2 separate regions of the Homo sapiens genome follow, and region 1 is linked to region 2. A link is a loop called in an ENCODE intact Hi-C map of the cell type or tissue named here. Cell type or tissue: PC-3. All regions are shown on one strand. Links, peaks and the distances in the headings refer to the core of each region. The heading gives the core; the rest is flanking DNA. Region 1 holds the start of LOC124900817 (a long non-coding RNA gene). Region 2 overlaps LOC124900817 (a long non-coding RNA gene).

Region 1 (11,898 bases), core at 2,596-10,595, 54 kb after region 2:
AAATAACAACTCTTTCAGAACTCTCATCATTCAAGATTCCTGCTGTTTTCCTTGAATCCAAATCAAAAGACATTGTTTGGCACATAACCCATGTATAATAAAAGCTAATCCATCAACCTGACAGACAGCATAAATGAAAATTAGACCCTACTGTCCTCTCCATTGCTGATAGATTCAGGAGGATTTACTATTCTTCCTTCTCTTTTTCAGTTAAGTTGGGCCAAAAAAATTTTTAAAAAATCAAAATTTCAAAATTTTGGAACTGCTTACTTAGAAATATTTTAAGACAAGTCAAAATCAAAATTTTAGAACTGCTTACTTAGGAATTTTATGTGAATTAAAACTTTAGCACCTAAACGAATCAGAACACCAATGAACTGTGGAATGAGGAAATATTTGCACACGTTTGTACAGGTGCATCCTACATGGAAATGTTCTTTGTTAACACAGTCTGGTTAATCTCTCCTAAAGCAATGAAACTGGGGAAAAATACAGTGCATTACATATGGGAATAAGTTGTGCAGGTAATATGTGCGGCTGGATGGGATCGTGTCATAAAATAAATCATCACATAAAATCTTTACATTTTGTGTCTATTTTCCATGTCATTATTTGCAAATTATCTATGCTAATTACTTGGGGGTACAGAAAGACCCTGTGAAAGGGCTGAGGGGACACAGCCTAGGAATGTAAGCCATGTAAGCTAGAAGGAAGAACAACTAATAAGGAAAAAATAACAGAGAGCCCCTCAAATGGCAAAATAAAGAAAGATACTTTGTCAAAAGAGAGCAATTACCAGGCAGTTCAGAGAAGTATAGAACTTAGTTTTTAATTGTCTTATTTGTATCTGTTGTAAAGGCCTTTCTAGTTTCCTTTTGGATAATAAAGATAATATTAGATTGACTTTTCTCTGTATTTGTATTTGAAATTTAATTGTAGCTAATTTTCAGATGATGCTTTGATCAGGAAGTAATAGAAGTGCCTTTGTATTCAGTTTTCTGTGAAGTCTCAACTCAAAACCTTCAAAAATGAAAAGTAGACAGAAAAAAATCTAAATTCTCAAGCCTTAAAAGTATTAAATGACAATAAATAAAGGAAAGAATAAGCAAACATCAGTTTGGAAAAAGTCATTTAATTGACAAGAAGCGTTGTTATAGATGGAGCGGTAGTGGCACAGGGCGTTTCTTGGGTCTTATTTGGGCAAATATATGCAATTAGGAAATGAACAAATAACCAAATTGTTCTTAGAAAAGGTTTAAGCAGTCTTTCATCTTAGTAAACCCACAGTTTGAAAACATCTATGTGTATCTTTTTAAAGTCTTGGTTCCTTTTTCTTTAGTTCTTTTCTTTTCTTTTCTTTGGAGACAGCTCTCACTCTTCACGCCTGTCACCAGGCTGGAATGCAGTGGCGCAGTCATGGCTCACTACAGTCTCAACTTCCCCAGGCTCAGGTGATCCTCCCACTTCAGCCTCTCAAGTACCTGAGACTACAGGCATGGGTCACTACACCCAGCTAATTTTTTAAATTTTTTGTAGATACAGGGTTTCGCATGTTGCCCAGGCTGGTCTTGATCTCCTGGGCTCAAGTGATTCACCTGCCTTGGCCTCCCAAAATGTTAGGATTATAGGTGAAAGCCACTGCACCCAACAGTCTTAGCTCATTTTTCTATTTAAGCCATAAAAACACTTCAAGCAAAATAATAAAAAAAATATAAAGTCCTGGGGGAAACGTTACACATTAAAGATAGAAATATATTGATCTAGATTATTGTAAGCATGTGGGTATATAAATACTGATTTTACTTTTGGAAATCTCTGATTCTTTTCACCCCCAGTAAAGCAAGATTTTAGTAAATATGTTTTTAAATCTATTTTTCCAAATGAAAGTTATGATACCTCTTTTTCTAAGACCCTGTGTGTCATTTATTAATATAAAACTTATTGGTTTTTGGTTGCACTCTCAATCTTGACTCTTCAGCATCATTAATTTATTAAGAATGAACATAACCATGTTACTGGCTGTCATTATAATTTTAGAGAAAATTATAAAATGTTAGCCTGGCTAGATGGCAATACACTCATAATTTAACAGCAAAGTCTAAAAATTTGTGTCAATAATACAATACATTGTAAATTAGCTAATACAACTTTATAGTAACCAATTTTTATGAAAATCTTTAAGTTAAAAAATTAAAAATAGCGATATTAAAATGCCTTCAGCCTTAAAAAGTTAAGAACAACAAAATCTTGTCAGAAATGCCAAATTTATATTTCAGAGTACAATAATATACACACAACACATATAAGTGGAAAATTTGACATTGATTATTTAAATGTAATTATCTGTAAATAATTTGAATCTTTATCTTGGAGCTTATGTTCTATATATAATTCTATTATCTGCCACAATTTATTCTTAATTAGTTGGCTTTATAACATTGAATTACATAGTTTATTTTTTTCTATACCAGTTCTGTTTTTCTTCTTATTGATACAGTAATTAAAAAACAAACCAGCAAATATATTTAGTCCAGGTATAGTAATATGAGTTAACTTCTCCAGAGTGGTTCCCATGTACCAAGCACTTTGCTACACGCTTTATATTCCTTATCTCATTTAAACCTCACAGCACAACTATAACTAGGCACTGTTAAGTAACATTTTGCAAATATGCAAACTGAGGTAATAGGTTAAATAATTTTCCCAATGTCTCAAGGCTAATAAATGGCAGCATAAAGACATTAATCCAATTTTGATTATACTCACCACTTTCAGACAGTATTTTTCAATGTTTTTAGAACCTTCTTGTATTTTTTATTTTGTTAATATGGGTTTATTGCTTTTTGATGAAGTTTCTATAAATCTGATTTAGACTAAACTAAATATGAAAGTTGTTTTCTAGTCAATTAAGATCAAAAGGCAGCAAGGAGAATTTTTAAAGAGGTATTAAGTATTTAGGAGCTGAAATTAGAAGAAACGTAAGTGTATAACACGTGGGCAGAGAGTGAACTAAATGACAATGAAGGAAACAAGAGCTTTAAGCTTCTCAGACAAGTTATGTACTGCCTCATGTTACTCGAATCCAGCAAAATGCTTATAACAACCCTCACTGAGGGAACTCTATGACAGTTTGCCCTAAGAAAATAGATACAAAAAACACAAACATAATGTCAGCCAATAGAAAGTAATAAAATATTTTTAATCATAATAGCAAAAGAGGAGAATGTATTCGAGGAATAAAAAGATAATTCAATACACTAACCTAATTTTGAAAATAGTAACAAAATCAAAAGAAAAAACTCTAGAAGATCATCTTCACAGATTTCACAGAATAAGCCACTGAGAAAATGTAATATTTTCTCATAAAAACTATTAGTAAACAAATTTTAAAAATTTCTGAACATGATTTTTAAAATCTGTCTCAAAGCAGCAGAACTATTTTTCTTAAAAATAGAATCCAAGGAATGATGCCATTGAAGTATGAAAAAGACAAGGACCATCACTATACTCACTCTTACCTTAAATTACTCACAATATGCTGGCCAATGCAGAATCAGGAAAAATAAAGGTCACATAAATATTTGAAAGAAGGTGATAAAAAGTATCATCATGTGCGTATTATATTATGTGCTGCCAGGAAAACTCAAGAGAACCCATTGAAAAACTTTCATAAATAACTAAAGAGATTAGCGACCAACAAAAAATTGCATAGAAGTGAATTTTTTATGCTAATTTATTTAAAAATTGTTCTAAAAATTTAATGGCAAATAGTCCTGATAAAAGTAGTGCCTTAGTTCAATCGAGCTTGTATAACAACATGCCTTAGACTGAGTAATATATAAACAACAGCAATCTATTGCTCGCAGTTCTGGTGGCTGGGAAGTCCAAGATCAAGGTGTCAGCAGATGTATTGTCTGATGACAATACGTCTTTTTTGTAGTGACAGGGTTTTCCTGTGTTACCCAGGCTGGTCTCAAACTCCTGGGCTCAAGTGATCCACCCACCTCGGCCTCCGAAAGTGCCGGGATTCAGGTATGTTGTGAGCCATCATGGCCAGCAGTCTTAGTTCATTTTTCTGTCTAAGGTGTCAAAAGTACTTCAAGGAAAAGAATAATTAAAAACATAAAGTCCTAGAGGAAAAGTTACACCATGTTTTCTCACATATCAGAAGAGAAAAACAAGCTCCCTCAGTCCTCTTTTGTAAGAACACTAATCCCATTCATGAAGGTTCTGCCCTCATGACCTAGTACCCTCCCAAAGACCCCCCCACCTCTTAATACCAACATTGGAGATTAGATTTCAACATGAATTTTGGAGGGACACAAGCATTCAGACCATAGCAAGTAGCAACAAGAGACGAAATACGTAAGTAGAAATGTGTAGGACTTAGATGAAGAAAATTAACTTTATGGAGGGATGAAAAATGCATTGAGTAAATAGAAAGACCATGTTTATAAAAAGACAGATCATGTTTATATGTGAAAATATTCAACAGTATAAAAAGGTATGATTCTAGAATTGTAATGCAGTATATCAACTATTAACCTGAGGGTTTTCTGGTATTTTCGTTTGTTTTTGTTTCCTTTCTTTTTTATGCCAATTAAAAACACTTGATAATTCTTTGTGGAAGAAATAATTGGACATACATTTATGTGAACTGCTATACAAGATACTGAGAATAAAATAATAAATAGAAAACATACAGTCCCAGCTCGTGGAGTTTTTCTTTATGGTGTGAGAGAGAAAAATTTAAAAGTACACCAAAAACTTACAGAATGTAATGCATAATGAGATTTCTATTCTAATAGGCCAAACCTAATTAGATAATTAAGGTCTCTCCGGGAAGTAATCCTTAAGCTATAACAAAGACATTTTAAAGATAGATGCCTACATCTGAAAGACTGAAAATCTGCATAACATGAGTGATGAAGGGGATTGATAATGTTTTCCTCTTTAGTCTACATGTATTATTTAAAATTTCTATAATAAAGATATAAATTTCTAAGAAAATAACACATTAAATTAGTTTTTAAAGCAACTTGAAATTAAGGACCATAGCTTTAACATTGGTGAATTTTTCTAGAATGCCCTATATGTATTTAAGCCCTGGGCTTAATCATCTGTGCATTTCTCCAGTGTGAAAAATGTATTCAGTCAGTGAATGAATATAGATAAAGACAATTGAAACATATTTTCTCATAGTCTATGATTAATGTTCCTTTGTTCTTTATTCACAAACATATCCAGAGTACTTTGAGTAAAGAAATAGCTACAATCTTTATTTCAGCAATTTATATAATCATGTTTTATTTATATATAAATGGGATGAAAAATGCAGAACATTACTACTTATCTGACTTTTACAAAATATTCTATATAACTGCTTGACGTTAGTCCAAAAGTAGTCTCTGATTCAGTCTGCCAGCAGAAGAAATGAGTCAGATTGCTCTCATAATTATAGATAGCTTTTTAAATAAATGTCTGCTGGATAGCATTCCTACTTACGAAGCCACAAACATGCATAGAAAACCTTTTGAATTCATTTCTCTAAAATTTCAGGAAGATATGGTCAGTGGAATAAACCTTTCACAAATTCGAATACATTAAAAATGAGTATTTATTTCTAATTTTTTGACCAATATGCCCATTTGTCTATTTTTTTCCTTTTAAAATACGGAGAATTGAACATATTTCCATGCAAGAAATGAAGATAATTTTAATAAGACTTTTGATACTTAAATATACTTCATACTTTAAAGCTTTACAATGAGTAATCTTAAAATCAGTGTAACTATCAATAGATTTTTTTACAATTTACTTAATACACAAAAACATCCTAAATCTGAAAAATATACTTTTGTAAATATTGTATTCTAATGCCTTTCAAAAGGTGTAGTTAAGTGATCATTTTTACAGATGGTGAATTATTTAGATTTTCATATTATATTAACTCTTCAAATATAATCTCCCATTAAATAGCACATAATGCTTCTAAATGAATTTGGTGGGTAAAATCCATGAGACACTACAGATCAAATGAATTTCAGCATTAGAAATGCACAAGCCCATCAAAGTTCTACTTCAAGGACTGTTCTTAAGAGCAATAATTGGCAAGTGGTATGAAAGTCAATTAGAAGCTTCATGAGCAACTAGGAGCCAAAGCCTTGTGGTTTTGGCTCAGATATCTCCCAATGGAATGTCCATTCCAATCCATCATGAGCAGGATTCAGTTTGTTTTACCTGACACTTGTATACTTCATCAAGGGAAGTGCTAATGAGCAAGCAATCGCTTTTATTTCAAAATATAATGCTTATAAAGGGTCAGTCACTGGTAGCTCTTCCAAATGATCTCCAGTACACGAAAAGAGAAGCCAGAATAAGCAATACAAACCTGTTGCCCCTCCAGTGACCTCTATCTTGAGTTAGAGTTACTTCCTGATGTAGATGTTGGAGATGGCTCAGTTTGTATGTGACTTTAATCCAAACCAGCTCCCTAAAATGAGGTGAAAAAAATGACGCTTTAGATCCCAAAGAACCAAAGGAGGGGTAAGATAGAATGTGTGCTGCTGCTCAATGTGACTCACTAGTACCTTGTGTGGAATTTTAGTTTTCCTCTCTTGTATATCATGGGCTCACCTTCTGATAGTGAAGTAGAGGAAAAGACTACATGCCCTTTATATCCAGAGTCAAATATCTTCCATTCACACTGGCAGTAAGAAAGCTGAACAAGGAGCAACTATTTTAGTGGACAAAAGAATTTTATATATGAAAAATTTACTGCCAGCAGTTATCCCTTAAGGTCTGGAACAAAATGTGTCTTTAAAAATCTTGGTGCCAAATGGGATAGAAGGAAACAGCTGGCAAAATGAGATCATGAGCATACAAGAACTTGCTTGGGGTGTGTTATTAAATTTAGTGATACCTTGGTTTTCATCTATGATATAGATGCCAGCTAGCCTATCTTAGCCAGTGTCCAAATAAATAGATTCTCTGACGGTCCTGGCATACAACTTGTACCTCATCTGCCTAAGCTTTCCAGAACACTGGGAAATTCGACACTAAGCCTTCAACCACAAAGATTCATAGAGGGTGTGAACATAACAGTCATGTCATAGGTATTTGTTCAGTAAACTTGGACCGAAGTTTATCCCCATTCTATTTTTCATTTCCTCAAAGATCTGATGCAAAAAAAATGGGGATAGGAAAAAATCTCTAGCGGCATTCATTTGAATCATCAAAAATGCTAAGATAATGGAGAAAAATAGAAAAATTCTAAACCTATCTCAGTCTTTTTTTTAGAAAAAGAAAGGTTTATCACAGTTATTTTATTAAGTGAAATATTTTCAAAAGCTATATTCTGAAAGAAGTCACAATTTCTCTTCCTATCCTACATGATAGAAGACTAGCTGTATAGGATAATGAAGAAGTAAATGCTTTGCAAGTATTGTAAAGAAGACTTGTAAGCCTGAGAGAAGGTTTCAAAGCAAGAGATGAGTGCTTTCAAAAAATAGCCAGTGAATCCATTTTGATAAAGGAAGGATAGACAAATGTGGACAAGAGTAGTAAAACAGTACAGAGAGCTTGAGGAAAATTTAGAAAGAATGAGAAGATCTTTAGTAAGTACTATAATAGAAAGTATTAGAGGTTTGTGGAATTTGAGCATTCTCTTAAAAACAACTGAGGAATCGAACTAGATGAATCTGCATTGATCCCTTTCTGTATGCCAGCTGCTCTGCTAGTGTCCATCCCCATGAGGTGTGGATTACTTATTAACCCACACTGTGAGATGTGGATTTAATTTTCACAACCTCACCGTGATATACGAATTTGTAACCCATTTTACATGTGAGCAGATCAATATTCAGAGTCAGTATCTTGCCAAAAATCATTGTTATTAAAGATTAGATTGATAACCATGTCAGTAATGGCCAAACAAAGCAGTATGGATCCAGAAGAAAGGAAGGTTAAGAAAAATGTGAAGGAGTAGAAGCAGCACCAAAATTTGAATTAAATTAAGGCACTGGGCTCCAATTCAAGTCATGCTGAATTCCCTTCCTTCTCAAGAAAGCACTGTGCTTTCTGGCTTCCGGACTCTCCCTCAGGATTGCTCACCTTGCCTGGAAAACCTGCACCTTGCCACTTTCTCCCATGCAGTTGTCTTTGCCTACTAACTCATACTCACCACTTTCTTCAGAAGGCCTAGGCCAGCGCCCTGAGTAACGTGGAGCTCCCTTAGGCTCCCCCAGCACTCTCTCTATGCTTGTCTCAATCGCCACACTCACGACTCCATGGCTTCATGTCTCCTATGTGTCTATTTATCCCTCTGGGCCATGAGCTTCTTGAGATCAAGAATTGTCTTTTTCACTTTTTTAACTGTGAAGCTTAATGGGGCACCTGGGACATTTCCTCCATGGTTTCCTGGTAACACGATGGCTTTGCCCTTTGAAGGGGAATGGAAAAATATGAAGAAACCAACAGTTCAGGCAAGTTATATTGGGGGCTTGATGACACGGTGAGGTAAGTGAAGAAGTTTTTGAAAGACTGACTGACTGTGCCTCTTAGATCTTATTCATTTGGAAGGGACTTTCCATTACACTTGAAATGAAATCCAAGTTTCTTACCTCCCCTATCTAGCCCTATGTGATCTAGCCCCTGCCTGTCTCTCCAGCCTTATCTACTATTTCTCTTCCTCTCATTATCTGTCTTCCAATCCCAGTGGCCTCCTGGCTATTTCTGGGACATACCAAACTTTTTCCTACCTCAGGCCTTTATAGGGCTGTCTTCATTTTAACATTTAGGTTACTGTGTCTCTCAGGAGGAATCCAACAATGACAACAAGTGAAGCGTCTCCTGCCCACCTTCAAGCATTTTCCTGCTCTTTCAATGTCTATTAGTCTCTAAATTTACACCGCTGTTTGTGTGATGATTTACTTTCTTTCATCTCAGTATTGGAATTTTAAGCACTGTGAGGGGAGGTTATGGTCTTTTTACTTTGGAATCCCCAGTATCTGGCACATAGTACATGCTCAATAAATATTCCTGAATAAGTGAATACATTGATCAACCACCCTGTGCTTTTGCTATGCATTATCAGTGGGAACGGATAAACATGAAAATAATAGCTAATATAATAGTTAATATATATTAATTTGCTGTATTCTTAGCACTTTCCTAAGTGTTTCATATGTACTAATATATTTAGTCTTCAGAAAAACCTATCATTATACCAATTTTACACTTAAAAAACTAAGGCACAGATAATCTATGTTGTATAATATGCCATACAGTGTAATACAGATAAAATATAATGTGAAGATACATAAATAACAGCCTTTGGTTTTCTAGTTTGTCATCTAGCATATGATGTCATTTCTGAAATTAATTCCCTTTTACTTCCTTTTAGCCTCTCATCTTGTAGGAAATTCTTACTCTTCCTTCTGGATTTAGTGTACATCTTGCAACCACTGAGTAGTTCATGTAAAGTGTCACCTACAATATTAGATGTGCAACCTCGTTGCCCCCACAGAGCTTTCTACATAATTGTGTTAAAGCTCATAGCACATTTAAATTAAAAATGTGTATTTACTTGGCTGTCTCTCTGATTAGACAGAGCTCTTTGAAGGGAGGAATATTGTCTTTCTGCTTCCACTATCATTAATGCCTATCACAGCATCTAATATAGAGTAGATTCTCAGAAACTGTTTATTAAATTAATTGCTACCATTGTTCATATGCTGAGAAATTTTTTAAATTGCTTGTTCCTCCGAGCTTAAGAATCCAAGTTTTTACCAGTTAAATAGGTTTTTTAAATAATTCATCTTGAAATAAATATAGCTTGGTAAAATAATCAGATTAATTCAGACACGTTTCATATATTAATCATGTCAGAAACAAGTGTCCTGCAAACCGTCTATTGGCCTTAGAAATGTACATAAACTCAACTTGTCCTTAGCCATGTTATGAAGACATACCAATTGGGTTTTGGATTCCCTTCACATATAAGCAGTAGCTCACTTGCCTACAACTTAGGTCACTCTGTAATATTCACTTAGTTCATTCTAGATAAGAAAACCTCTAGCAGTTCAGCGTTGGGATTTAATTAAGCAGATAATCTAAAACATTGGATGTTTTATTCAATCTTAACTGAATAATCCAAACCTCTGGAGTCTACTATATATATTGGGCTCAAAACTTAGCAGGAGAGGTATTCTCATAATATTTTTCAACACAATTTCTTTCTGCCTTTAGCCAAAAATAATGTGAAAGAGATCTGTTGACAAATTAAGGTCCAAGCTTGGAGATTTAAAAAAAAAAAAGACAAAGGGGAAAAATAGAAGTCTGAAATTTTAAAAAGTTCCAATTCGGGCTCACAGTTAAAACAACACAACAATAAAACCACAACAAAAGTGGTAAACACATTGGATAGTCATGCTTTATTTTAGTATACTATGGTGTGGTTCCCATTCAAATATGAACAGAGCTCGTTCAGTTTTCCCTGCCTCTGGCAAATTCACCTCAACTAAAAGGACTCAGAGATGATGAGAAGATAAGAGTTCCAAGGAGGGCAGCCTATCATAAGAAACACAATAACAGGAAATAGGTGGTGGTCACAGGCATTAAAATGTGCCTTAAGTGTGAACTTAGGGAAAAAAAGTGCAAACAAAGCAATGACTGAAGCCAAGAAGCAGAACAGTGCTTTTGCTATGGAAGAAAGCTTCGCCTGCATCTTAGAATAGGTTGATTTTTCACTGTCAGGCAACTTTAATTGAATCCATGCTCTAGGAGAAGCGCCCCTCCGCCCCCCAAAAAATGTAAGGTACCACCTGGGCTTGAATTTAGAACAAGTTTGCCCACCTGAAGATAATTTAACACTTCCAGAAGCATTTCAAATATTTAATTTATTAATACAGGAGGTTTTTTCTGTTTTTTATTTTCTTCTAGTATTCTTCTGAGGAAAAGCACAATGTAATTATCTTAATTAACTACATTTGATGTAATCAAATACTTGTTTGAAGTGGACCAGAATTCCAGGATGCTTGTGAGATCCAGCTCCAGCTGCACTATTTAGGTACATAATTCCAGGTAAATGAGAGGACAAATAAAAACACAATACATATAGCCTCTATGAGAAAAGAAAAAAGCATGCCAATCTAGAGTCAACCTCTTAAAAGAGTCATTTTCAGAGATTACGGTATTTATTAGCCTTCACATGCTGCAACGTAAAATCCATTTGGAGAAAATCTTTTCCATTTCCATTTATTTTTTTCAACTAAATTGATATCATCTACCATAATCATCTACCTTATTCATTGGGCTATTTCTGTCCTTTGGGCAGCCCCCTAAATTTAAAGTTCACCCTCAAAGGCAAACTTCTATCACCACAGAACATATTCAAGACTCAAAGTAATTTTTAAAATGCAGCTCAAAAATCACCTGAGTAGAACAAAATGCATAATATTCCAAGGCAGAGGAGAGTAAAATAACTCTAGAATGTTGCTAGTGAGTGTTTTTATTTTAATTTTTCTTAGTCCTCCATATTCACTTTATAATTGTAATGTGGTGTTTATCCCCTCCATTTCTAAATAATTTATTTTCCAGAGTTCCTGAAAATATTTCAAAATGAAACCGAATACAGTTACAAAATGTGCATCTGCACAACTCACGGGCCCATTTGTGAAATATGGTGCTCATTACTGATAGTGGAACTGGTGGGGAATTTGAAACCCATTTAGAAATGTTAGGAATTATCTCAGGAGGAGTAAGAACCTTATTTGGACTGAAGCTGTCTGCAAAAATATGAAAAGAAAGACTCAAAGGCTAGGCTGCTATTTGTGCATCTTAATGTGCTCCAGTCACAGCACAGTTGGGTGGAGATGGCTCATTCTCTTCTCACTGAGG
Region 2 (11,898 bases), core at 2,022-10,021:
AAGGCTCAGCCTTGGATAGGAAGAGACAACTCATCCATCAAAACTGGAGTGAAGACAGATGGCTGAAGAGACAAGCAAGTTAGCAGAAGTCGGTGGTACCATGGATGTTCTTTTCTGCCTGTTTTTATTTTTGTGGTCAAATAGAAAGGAAACAAGCAGAATTGTTAGCTAGCACTAAAGGTTCATCAATATAGAGTAAGGCAAGCCAACAATATCGCATGTTTTTCAACAGCCTGAATGCAGGTGTAGCAGAGAGGTGGCATTAAGCAGGTTTGGAATTATTTCTCACAGAAGGGAAAGGATGGAATGGCTATATTATATAATATAAGGTAGGCAAGAAGAGAAGTGAGAATATCAGAGTGGTGATGGATGATGAAAAGCTGGTAGAATCAATAGATTATTGATACTGATGACATCAAAGATCACTGGGGTGCAGGTACTTAAAGTAATTACCCAGAAACATATGAAGTGATGCAGGGATAGTAGGACCCTTAATAGGAAACTATAGCAAGAATGTAGCTAATCCTAACGCTAGAGGTGTAGTATGGGAATCAGTAGGTGGCAAATCAATCAATCAATCACTCGCAGAATTAATCAACTCATATTCATTTAACAGGTTTCAAATCATTGTAAAATTCAAACCTGATCATGCCATTATTGAAAATCCTTTAAACTCTACTTCTCCCAATCCCTGCACTAATGTTCAACATAAAATTCAACCACAAGAAAACAGCATGAACATCCTTTTATTATCTGCTTTGTTATTCTTTCTCCAGCATCAGAAATAACTTAATCACCCCCATACCCTTTGAGTATTAACTCTTAGCAAAGTGTATCTCAGAAGCTGCTTTCACTAAAACAAAAACCTGACAACCATACCCCGTTAAATTGGGGTTAGAAAGAAGATCTGAGTTTGAATATTTATATCTACCATTGCACTTATGTTGCAATTTCATTATTTAGTGGCTTCCCACAATGTGGAAACTCTTTGAAGATGTGTAATTATTAATCTGTAACCCCAGATCTCTTTGCAAAAAAAAAAAAAAGATTTACTATTTCTTTGTTTCTTCAAGAAAAATGGAGAAAATGAGAAATACAGACTCCACTATCGCTTTTGTATATATGTAATTGAATTATTACATGAATGATTACATAAATGAATTAATAAATGTGCCTTGTACCTGAGGCAGAAACCAAGCTAACAACTTAGTCTTGAGGCTCCAGTTAGAGACATAGATTATATGGTGAGGAGGTGTCTATGAAAGAAAAATAATCACAGTTGTAGGAAGAAAATAACTTATCAGTGAATCCTTTTTCTTAAGAACGTAGTAAATAACATGTTAGTAACCCAAGACCAGTGAATATAATTGAAAATTTATGGGTTAATTTCAAAAAAATTTTACACTTCAAGTTAAAGAAGAGCTAGAAGATGGTTTCAGGATGGAGATTCTGTACAAACGCCAGTCATCTCTGATAGCTGTGCCAACAACTGGATGATTTAACACTTCTGTTAATTTTTTCCTCAATCTTAAAATGGCTGTATTATCACCTCAGTTGTTTATATAAAAAAAGTCATTAATGCTTGACAAGTAGCTGGAAACAATGACGCTCAATTGTAGCTTTAGTTAAGTTCTGCTAAACAACTTTGGTTTCTATGTTCAGCTGTTTATTGGTATCTAGGTACTTATTTAATTAGCTACTTGTTTAATGAAGTCATTTATTACTGTCAAGATAGCCATAATCAAGAGTATAATACAAATAAAGTATTAAAAAGATTAAAATAGATTCATCAGCCAAATACAAGCTTCTATACAATAGAGACACATAATTGTTTCAGGTCTGGTACTGAGATTAGCCTGATTGACTTTCTGGCTTTGATTCAATAATCTATTATCTCATTTTGAAATGAAATAAGTCTGGTAACAAATAGTCATTGTATCATGTGTTATGCAGGCACAATCAAAGAAAGATATGTTCATTTACCTACCACATCACCTGGCAAAACAAAATACTGAAGCAAGATAGATTGTACTATTGTTTTTACTCATTAAGCTTCATTCTATACTAAGTGTCTGTGCATCCAGGTTTTAGGAAGTGCAGACTTTGTCTGAGAATGTTACTTAGATACAAGGTGATTTCCTTTACATTATGGCACACCCTAGAAAACCATGACGCTTTGGAAAATGCTTACCTATAAGTTGCAGGAGTAAAATTTACTCTTTTTTTTTTTTTTCAAAAATAAAGACAGATATACACTGAAAAGTTGCAGGAGTAAGATTTACTCTTTTTTTTTTTCAAAAAATAAAGATGGAAATACACTGAAATAAATTAAAATATTACAGTTTTTTTGTCTTTTACAAGACTCAAACTAATATAGCACACGAACAATCATGATGCCTGTATTTAAATAATGGATACTTTAGCAAATAATTTTAAAGTTAAAGCAAAGTTATTTCTATATCTCCGGCTTCCCATCACCTGCAAGATAAAGTCAGACCTCCTTCCTATGACATCGGTGCTTGTGTTTCTTTTCAACAACCCTTCTCAATATTTTTGCCCCTCTGGGCATGCAAAGCACTCCAAACCCTCCATCCCGTGTCAGGCATCTTCTACGACAGGACTGGCTTCTACTGCCCCCCACTCAGAATCTAAGTCAGTTTTTAAGAAGAAACTGCCTTTCCTAAGGAAGAAAAGCATATGAGTGGAAGCAGAAGTAATTAAGAAATAGAAGTACATGTGGAGAAATAATTCGCATACGCTTTAGTTGGAAACTAAATGGCAAAACTCAAAGGCGTTTAATTTGATTTTAGCAAATTTTATTTTATGTCATTTTCTTAATCAGAAAAATTTGATACCTGGATATATAGTGTTATAAAAATCAAATTATGTAGCATAACCTAAGGCTTGGTGAACTCAGAGCGACTATTTTTCACATATATAGAAAACTGTTGCCTTTTTATGTATTGCAAATGTAGGTAGACAATTAAGTGTTCACCCCATGTATAGTTAGATTAGTTTGCTAAATTTAGTGTAAAATAATGTCACTTATTTGGAGATGATTGGGTTTTCCTGGTGGTAATTTTCAGTAAACTGTTAGACCAAGGTATAAGTCTAACCAGATGATTGGATTGACAGTGTTGAATCTCAGGCTTTTATTTTCTGGTAATGGTCTTGGAAATGAAGAATATTCCACAAATTCTGTCAGGAAAATTTGTAGCAGATTGATACCTTTACATGGCATGTTTTTATAATCATAGTCTCACACAGCTGCTATAAAAGTGAGGCAGCTCACCGTTTTATGTCTTTCTAGCCCATTTAAGCCATTTTCAAAACTCAAGTAACTGAATTTCATTCAAAATATACAATGTGTTACCAGAAAATCTTATTTATTCAGATATATTGTTGTATGACAACTTAGTAGGTGAGGATAGGCAAGCCTATATTTTCCATAAAAACCATTGAACAAAATAGAAAAGTAATTGATTTTTATTTTTGACTTTTACATTTAAGATAATTTATTTCACAGTCATTTAAGTTTTCATTGATACTTACCAGCTGAGAAAGCTGCCCCAAAGTAAGTGCTGCAAAGTTTTGCTACAGAAGTACTTCAATTAAATCCAACTAGACTTTATGGAGCAACTGTTTTGTGCTGAGCCCAGCGCAGGATACTCTGGAACAATACTAGAAAAATCACAAGCCTGGCTCCCACCCTCAAAGATTTGTTATCTAATTGGAAAGGCAAAAACATATATATGTAGCTGGGCATGGTGGCTCACACCTATAATCTCAGCACTTTGGGAGGCCGAGGTGGGCGGATCACCCGAGATCAGGAGTTCAAGACCAGCCTGGCCAACCTGGTGGAACCCCGTCTCTACTAAAAATACAAAAATTAGCTGGGTGTGGTGGTGGGTGTCTGTAATCCCAGCTACTCGAGTGGCTGAGGCAGGAGAATCGCTTGAACCCGGACAGCAGAGGTTGCAGTGAGCCACGATAGCCCCAGTGCAGTCCAGCCTAGGCAAAAATGAAATAAATTAAAAAATATATGTATATGTATACATATATATATGTGTGTGTGTGTGTGTGTGTGTGTGTGTGTGATTATATTTTATATGTTTTATGTATTCGGCACCACGTATGCTGCTGTAACATAAATTCATGTAATGCTATGCTTCAATGGAGGGTAAATGGACAGGAATTAATTTAAACCTGGGGGAATTGTTAACCGAAGAAAAGAGAGTTATGATTATTAAAAATATAAACCATAAAATAAAGTGCTCTATTTTTCAAAATTATAAGAGATTAGTCAAAACCAAAATAAAACTAGTCAAGAAAATGGCATGGCAGCTCCAGAAATTAAGAACATGCCACCAAAATAAATTTGTATATGTCAGCACATGAGGGTAAAATTATGGGTGTAATAAAATCATGCATTACTGATCTTGAGATGGGTAAATCTGAAAAATATATACGATCTTAACTATTAGGAGAAAGAAAGTTTATTGTGGAAAACAAAACACGGAGGATTGCATCATTTTACTATGCTATGATTTGCACTCATAAAACATGCTGAAAAAATGTTGCTTCTCTTAAAAATCCCTTTGTTTCCACCCACTAAGTAAGAATGTCATATTTCAGTGACTTTATTTGATGAGTCAGAATGAGATGTCCTATAAATGATTGTTTTTAGAAAAAGAGGCAAAAGAACACCCAGAGATCCTAGTTGTTTGGAGAATTGAAAAGATGTTATAGAAGGGAAAGAAATATATGGCCAAATACAGACTTATTAAATCAGAAAATTCAGAGTTTTCAACTTAGACTCATGGGTATAATAATAATAATGTCTATTATTATTCTCATATATATGATTCTAATATTCTATTACATATTTACTATTTTTTCTATAATATACAATTTATAAGATTTATGTCAGGAAATAATTTTAATGAATAATGAATTAATACATTTAATCCTAAATATTATTATATTAACATTGTATATTAATCTAGTTAATCAGTAATATATTATTTTATCATTATGAATGTATACTATCTACACTGTAACTCTCTGAGATAAGTCTTACACTTACCCCATTTACAGTGAGGGAATGAAGCCTAGAAATGAGAAGCGAAGTGCCCAAGGTTACACAGCTGGTGAGTGGTGGAGCTGGGATTGGAATCCAGGCAATCTGGCTCCAGAAAATGTGCTTTTAACACGTGCAGTCTCTCTCTCTGCACAGCAAACAGTCTCTGATAAAATGATCATTCTCACCAGCTTGCATCATGAAGTCAATGATACTCATGCCCTTCCTCTTACCGGAACTGTGGGCCCAACCCCGTTTATCACCAATTGACATCTATTTATTTTTCATATCTCAGGTCAAGTTTCATGTCAGGCATTCCCCAAACCCTGGTCTAAGCCTCTTTCCTCTGTTATATTTTACATAGTCAATTATTTTTCCTCAGAACACAGATCAGCTCATAGTAAGTCATGTGATCATTTGAATAATGTCTGTCTTCAACTCCAGATTCCATGATCCACTTGTGTAGCTCCTACCAACATAACTGTTACATAGTAGGAATCCCAAAGTATTTGTTCAATAAATCAATGGAAGAATAAATAAATAATACATAGATTAAACAGAGTAACTGAGCATACTTAAGTCCACTCATTCTTTAAAGTTTTGTAACTTTTCCAGGATGCTCTCTGTGGTTTCCCCAGTTGGAATCGATCATGTGGTCTCTCCTGAGCCCTCATTGCCCTTGTACCTGTATTTCCATTGTTCTCAGAGTCTGCTTTCTAGGACCTTTAATTCATCCATGTCCACCTCCCTTACAATAATATAAACCTCTGGAAGTCATGAGTGATGTCTTACTTGCCTTTCCGTTTTCCACAATGTCTACCTGGTATATTGAACACCAAAAATACTGAGATTTTTACTGAACTGAATTAGATAAGACTGAATTAGCATTACATGGTACCCTTCCTGTTTAATCTATCCCTTTTGGAGCCCAGACTTGGAAAGAGCTATGCTGGAGTGCCTAGAAAGAACTTTGTGCTTTGTTATAGCCAATTCAAAACAATGAAGTTCTGAATGTGCTTTGCCTGCACATGCTGTTCTACCATGTCAAATGTCCCATTTAACAGGGAAAATCTCTAAGGAAAAAGTGTTCAGATATGCAGACTAAATGCACTGTCTTATGTCTCTAAAATACAAACCACATGCTTTTTATGTTCTAACAGACTCTGGACTCCATCAGCAACTTTCAATACAGTGAACTTACAGTACCCTCAGTTTTGGAATTTAAAATTCATTGTTGCTCATATGCATGTCTTGATCCATACTAGGATTTCTGCTTTCCCAGGAGCGATGAAGGGGTTTCATGATTAATCTACACCTTCTCACCTCATCCCTTTGTGGGTAAAAGCATCTGGGAGATAACCATTTAGTTGTGCCTGTAGCCTGTGGCCATGGAACAAAAGTACCATCTACTGTTCCGCTTGCAGGCAGAGGCCAAACCCACCCCCTGGGTCTCATTAGCACCCATGTCCTTAACAACTGGACCAACCCATCCACACTTAGTTTATTCTGCTATCCACACAAAATACCACGTTAGAACATAAGCTCCTTGAAATCCCAAAAGGAGGCTGGAAATGATTGGCAGACCCTAATTGAAAACTACAATTTGAAATTATGGAATTAAGATAGCAAATGGTATGCCACATGCTGTTAAAAGTAGTGTTTTCAAAAGATAACTTCTTTTTCATTTTAATATCTAATTGCATAACATCAAAAATGAAAGTGGCTTGGTCATTGAATGCCTACTATCCAAGGAGCCAAGGACCACAGCCTGCACTAAGTCCCTTGTTGTTTCAGAGCCTTTTGGATGGAATCCACTGGTGGATTCGTCCTCAAGTGCTATGACAGAGAGAATTTCATCCCATTCATTTCATTGCGATCTGTGATCCCATATTCTTTTTTTTTTTTTAGATTTTTATTTATTTTTCTTCTCTATTACATTTTTTTTTATTATTATACTTTAAGTTCTGGGAAACATGTGCAGAATGTGCAGGCATAGGTATACACATGCCATGGTGGTTTGCTGCACCCATCAACCTATCATCTACATTAAGTATTTCTCCTAATGCTATCCCTCCCCTAGCCCCGATCCCCTTACAGGCCCTGGTGTGTGATGTTCACCTCTCTGTGTCCATGTGTTCTCATTGTTCAACTCTCACTTATGAGTGACAACATGCAGTGTTTGGTTTTCTGTTCTTATGTTAGTTTGCTGAGAATGGTGGTTTCCAGTTTTATCCATGTCCCTGCAAAGGAAATAAACTCATCCTTTTTCAAGGCTACATAGTATTCCATGGTATATATGTGCCACATTTTCTTTATCCAGTCTGTCATTGATGTGCATTTGGGTTGGTTCCAAGTCTTTGCTATTGTGAACAGTGCTGCAATAAACGTATGTGTGCATATATGTCTTTACAGTAGAATGATTTCTAATCCTTTGGGTATATACCCAGAAATTAGATTGCTGGGTCAAATGGTATTTCTGCTTCTAGATCCTTGAGGAATCACCACACTGTCTTCCACAATGGTTAAATTAATTTATACTCCTACCAGCAGCACAAAAGTATTCCTATTTCTCCACATCCTCTCCAGCATCTGTTGTTTCTTGTCTTTTTAATGATTGCCCTTCTAACTGGAGTGAAATGGTATCTCATTGTGGTTTTGATTTGCATTTCTCTAATGACCAGTGATGATGACCGTTTTTTCATGTTTGTTGGCTGCATAAATGTCTTCTTTTGAGAAGTGTCTGTTCATATCCTTTGCCCACTTTTTGATGGGGTTGTTTGTTTTTTTCTTGTAAATTTGTTTCAGTTCCTTGTAGATTCTGGATATTAGCCCTTTGTCAGATGAGTAGATTGCAAAAATTTTCTCCCATTCTGTAGGTTGCCTGTTCACTCTAATGATAGTTTCTTTTGCTGTGCAGAAGCTCTTTAGTTTAATTAGATCCCATTTGTCAATTTTGGCTTTTGTTGCCATTGCTTTTGGTGTTTTAGACATGAAGTCCTTGCCCATGCCTATGTCCTGAATGGTAATGCCTAGGTTTTCTTCTAGGGTTTTTATGGTTTTAGGTCTAACGTTTAAGTCTTTAATCCATCTTGAGTTAATGTTTGTGTAAGGGGTAAGGAAGGGGTCCAGTTTCCGCTTTCTGCATATGGCTAGCCAGTTTTCCCAACATCATGTATTAAATAGATCCTTTCCTCATGGCTTGTTTTTGTCAGGTTTGTCAAAGATCAGATGGTTGTAGATGTGTGGCATTATTTCTGAGGCCTCTCTTCTGTTCCATTGGTCTATATATCTGTTTTGATACTAGTACCATGCTGTTTTGGTTACTGTAGCCTTCTAGTATAGTTTGAAGTTAGGTAGCGTAACGCCTCCAGCTTTGTTCTTTTTGCTTAGGATTATCTTGGCTATATGGGCTCTTTTTTGGTTCCATATGAAATTTAAAGTAGTCTTTTTCTAATTCTGTGAAGAAAGTCAATGGTAGCTTGGTGGGGAGAGCATTGAATCTATAAATTACTTTGGGCAGTATGGCCATTTTCACAATATTGATTCTTCCTATCCATGAGCGTGAGTGTTTTCCCATTTTTTTGTGTCCTCTCTTATTTCCTTGAGCAGTTGTTTGTAGTTCTCTTTGAAAAGGTCCTTCACATCCCTTGTAAGTTGTCTTCCTAGGTATATTATTCTCTTTGTAGTGATATGTGTATTGCCTCAACGGTGGTGATGGCATCATGAGTTTGGCACATGTTCAAACTCATTAGATGTATGCACTAAATATGTCTAGTTCTGTGTATTTCAATTATACTTCAATAAAGCAACTAAAATTAAAAATAAATTAAAATTATTAATGGCATCAGTTTTCTTGAACAAGGTTTATCTTTAGGCTTAAAAGTTTTTAGATTTCAGTGTTACTAGGATTCAGATAAACTGGATACAATTTTCTGATACTGCTTGTAGGAGCAAAAAATGTGTGGCAAATACATCTTCTTTTAAAATTTAAAAGTGCTCATAGTATTTGAATAATTTTACTTTCCATTAGCTATATTTATATTAGTTGCAATGTAGCATTGCCTTTAGTGAGTCCTGGTTGGCAAACAAAAGATATTCAAGTTACATTTTTAAATTCTCACCAACGATGTACAAGGGTCTCAATCTCTAGCAGATACCCAGTGGGAGAACAGGGCTTAGAACTCAGATTTTTCTCATTCCTGGACTCCCTATTAAAACTGTGCTACTTTTTGTAACATGTTTACATAAGTAACTGCCTAGTAAATAAAAATCAAGTGAACTTCTGAGCATTTACTAATAATATAGAAAGATATATTGTTTTCAGCCGGCTTTATAGTTGAGCAAAAACAAAATTCCACGAGGCACTAAACCTATCACCTTATTCCTGTGGGCAGCATTCCTAACTCTCTTTGCAAAAGGAAACACCAGACAGGCCTCCATTTTTCCCCTCTTTTCTTTTCCTTATGGAAGTTGTAAAACAATAAAGATAGAGCAAAGAGTTTTGATAAAAGAAAAACTTCAGCTGAATTAAATTTAAAGGCGTCTAATTGAGCAATGAACTATTTGTAGATGGGTCAGCCCCCAGAATCACAGCAGATTCAGAGAGACTCCAGTGCAGCGACATGGTGGAAGAAGATTTATGGACAGCAAAAGGAAAATGAGGTACAGAAACAGCTGGATTGGTTACAGCTCAGCATTTGCCTTATTTGAACGTGTTTCTAAGGGTTGGCTACATTTGATTGGCCAAAACTCAGTGACTGGCACAGGTGTAGGCTACAGTGGGTTACATCTCCACTTGTTATAGTTCACCATGTACAGAATAAACTTTAGGTCGAACTTAAACACGTAAGGAGGCAGCTTTAGGCTAAACTTGATTTAACAAATTTGTAGGACAATTTGGTAATTTAGGAAATCCTCCTTAAGGATTATGTTCTGCTTTCTGGTTCTCCTCTCTTCTTTCTTCAATGGTTCTAAGGCACACCTAACTTTTCCTCTTTTTTTGGTAATACTCATGAAATAAGCAAACAAAAAAACAAAGAAAAAAGATGTAAAGGAGGAGAGGGAAATAGAATATAATACACAAATATTTCTGTGCTCATTTTCTTTTTTAATCAAGTGTAAGCACAAGAGGTAGTCTGTGTTTTCACCATATTAGCACAACTTGTTCAAAGTGAAAATTTCAGTCACATAATTCACATAACACACACAAGTGGTCTGGTTGGTTTTTGTTTTGTGCTTTTTGTTTCTTTGTTTCTTTGTTTGTTTTGAGACAAAGTTTTACTCTGTCACCCAGGCTAGAGTGCAGTGGCGCGATCTCAGCTCATTGCAATCTCCATCTCCCAGGCTCAAGCAATTGCTCGTCCTCCCCAGTAGCTGAGACTACAGGTGTGCACCACCATGCCTGGCTAGTTTTGGTATTTTTTGTAGAGATGGTGTTTTGCCATGTTATTTTTAATCTAACTAACCAGTGGATTTTCCTGTGTTCCCCATGTATTTTTCTACAGGGATACATAATAAGCTGTCACTATTAATAATTTACAATGTTGAATTACTTTTTTCATTATGTTACTTTTCCTGGAGTTCACTTTATCTTTACTTGGCTACATATTTTTTTCTCTCTTTCTGTTTTAAATTCCTCACCACAAATATAACCCTACTTATAACAATAGGTAGAGTTTATTCTATTTGACAAATTTCACCATGGTCGAATCAGGCAAAACTATTTTTGTTTATTTATAAATATGTCAATAATTGATGTTGGTCTGATTCATTTTGAAAAAAAATCATATTACTATAAAAAATTGTTATGTGTTATCACTTTGGCATAAAACTCACCCAATTGGGAAATTGCTTATGATGTCATAGATTCTTTAATCTATTAATTCAGCAAGAACAATTCCTACTTGTTACGCATCCAACATTTGAACATACTTCTTTTTGAGTCTTGAGAAAGATAAAAGTAATCAAACTTCTTTGAGTTTAAAAAAAAAGGAAAGCCATGTCAGTACATTTAGATAGTGAAAGCAATTAGTCACAAATTGTCACTCTGCAGTGGAGCAGGAAGGTGAAACTGAAAACAGCCTTTATAAACACTCTATGGACACATTGCTGAGAACTTTTCAAGCTTTGCTGGTCACGTTGCTATTTAAAGTAAATCTGCCCTTAACATTGACTCAAACATCTAAAAAAAAAGGGGGGGGGGACAATTCTTCATAACATTAAATCATCCTGATTTTTAAAACAAAAGTTGCCATTGTAATTTCTCCTTAAGCAACGGAGTAGAGATAACACTGAAAATCTTTTCCAAAGAAATGAGATTTCCTCTTATTGTGAGGATGAAACACTCCCTCTTAGTCACAGTGAGTGGAGGAAAAAAATCAGTCATTTGATTGTTTCTTGGTTTTAGGTGTGCCTTCTAAATTGGATGACATTCACAGACACTCAGGATGCAAGACAAGGACTTTCCCTAAACAGTTCATAAATACTAAGCTAATGTAGATCTCAGAACTCACATTGGGTCCTAGTGAGTTAAAAGATTTATGGACATAAACTACACCCACAGTCAGAATCAATGCTTCCAGTTCATTACAAATTCACTCCCAAAATGAAACATAGTTCTGGATACATGTGTTGGGAGAATCAACCCGCATACCTGAGTGTTCTCCAAATTACTTTCTGTTACTTTCCGCAGAGAATACAATTCCTTATTAAAGAAGACATTTAGAAACTGCTAAGACACCTCCCTATTTTATTACAACTCAACAGTAACTGTATCAATTTTTCAGAACTTAGAGCATAATTTTTTGCACAAGATGACT

What was found. Hi-C counts contacts between places; a loop is a spot of excess contacts. Peaks named below come from ENCODE experiments on the same cell type or tissue, not always from the same donor. Only the 100,000 strongest peaks of a DNase experiment are listed, where the experiment ranks them.
Region 1: a loop joins it to region 2, with 11 times the contacts of the local background. A loop is called at or near these places in 3 of 110 quality-filtered maps.

Annotation. Positions count from the first base shown.
Region 1 is chr4:176,438,492-176,450,389 of GRCh38, reverse strand. It overlaps LOC124900817 (a long non-coding RNA gene), which reads right to left and starts at 7,303. Exons shown (of 4, transcript XR_007058376.1): 1 at 6,392-7,303. In PC-3, for the core only: no CTCF peak of the experiment used is centred there; DNase peaks (open chromatin) are centred at 5,429 and 7,039; H3K4me3 peaks cover 1,154 bases; H3K27ac peaks cover 3,720 bases.
Region 2 is chr4:176,492,413-176,504,310 of GRCh38, reverse strand. All of the region lies in intron 2 of LOC124900817 (a long non-coding RNA gene), which reads right to left. Among named protein-coding and RNA genes, the nearest start is that of HAFML, 160 kb to the left of the region's middle. In PC-3, for the core only: no CTCF peak of the experiment used is centred there; DNase peaks (open chromatin) are centred at 4,620 and 5,280; H3K4me3 peaks cover 335 bases; H3K27ac peaks cover 2,977 bases.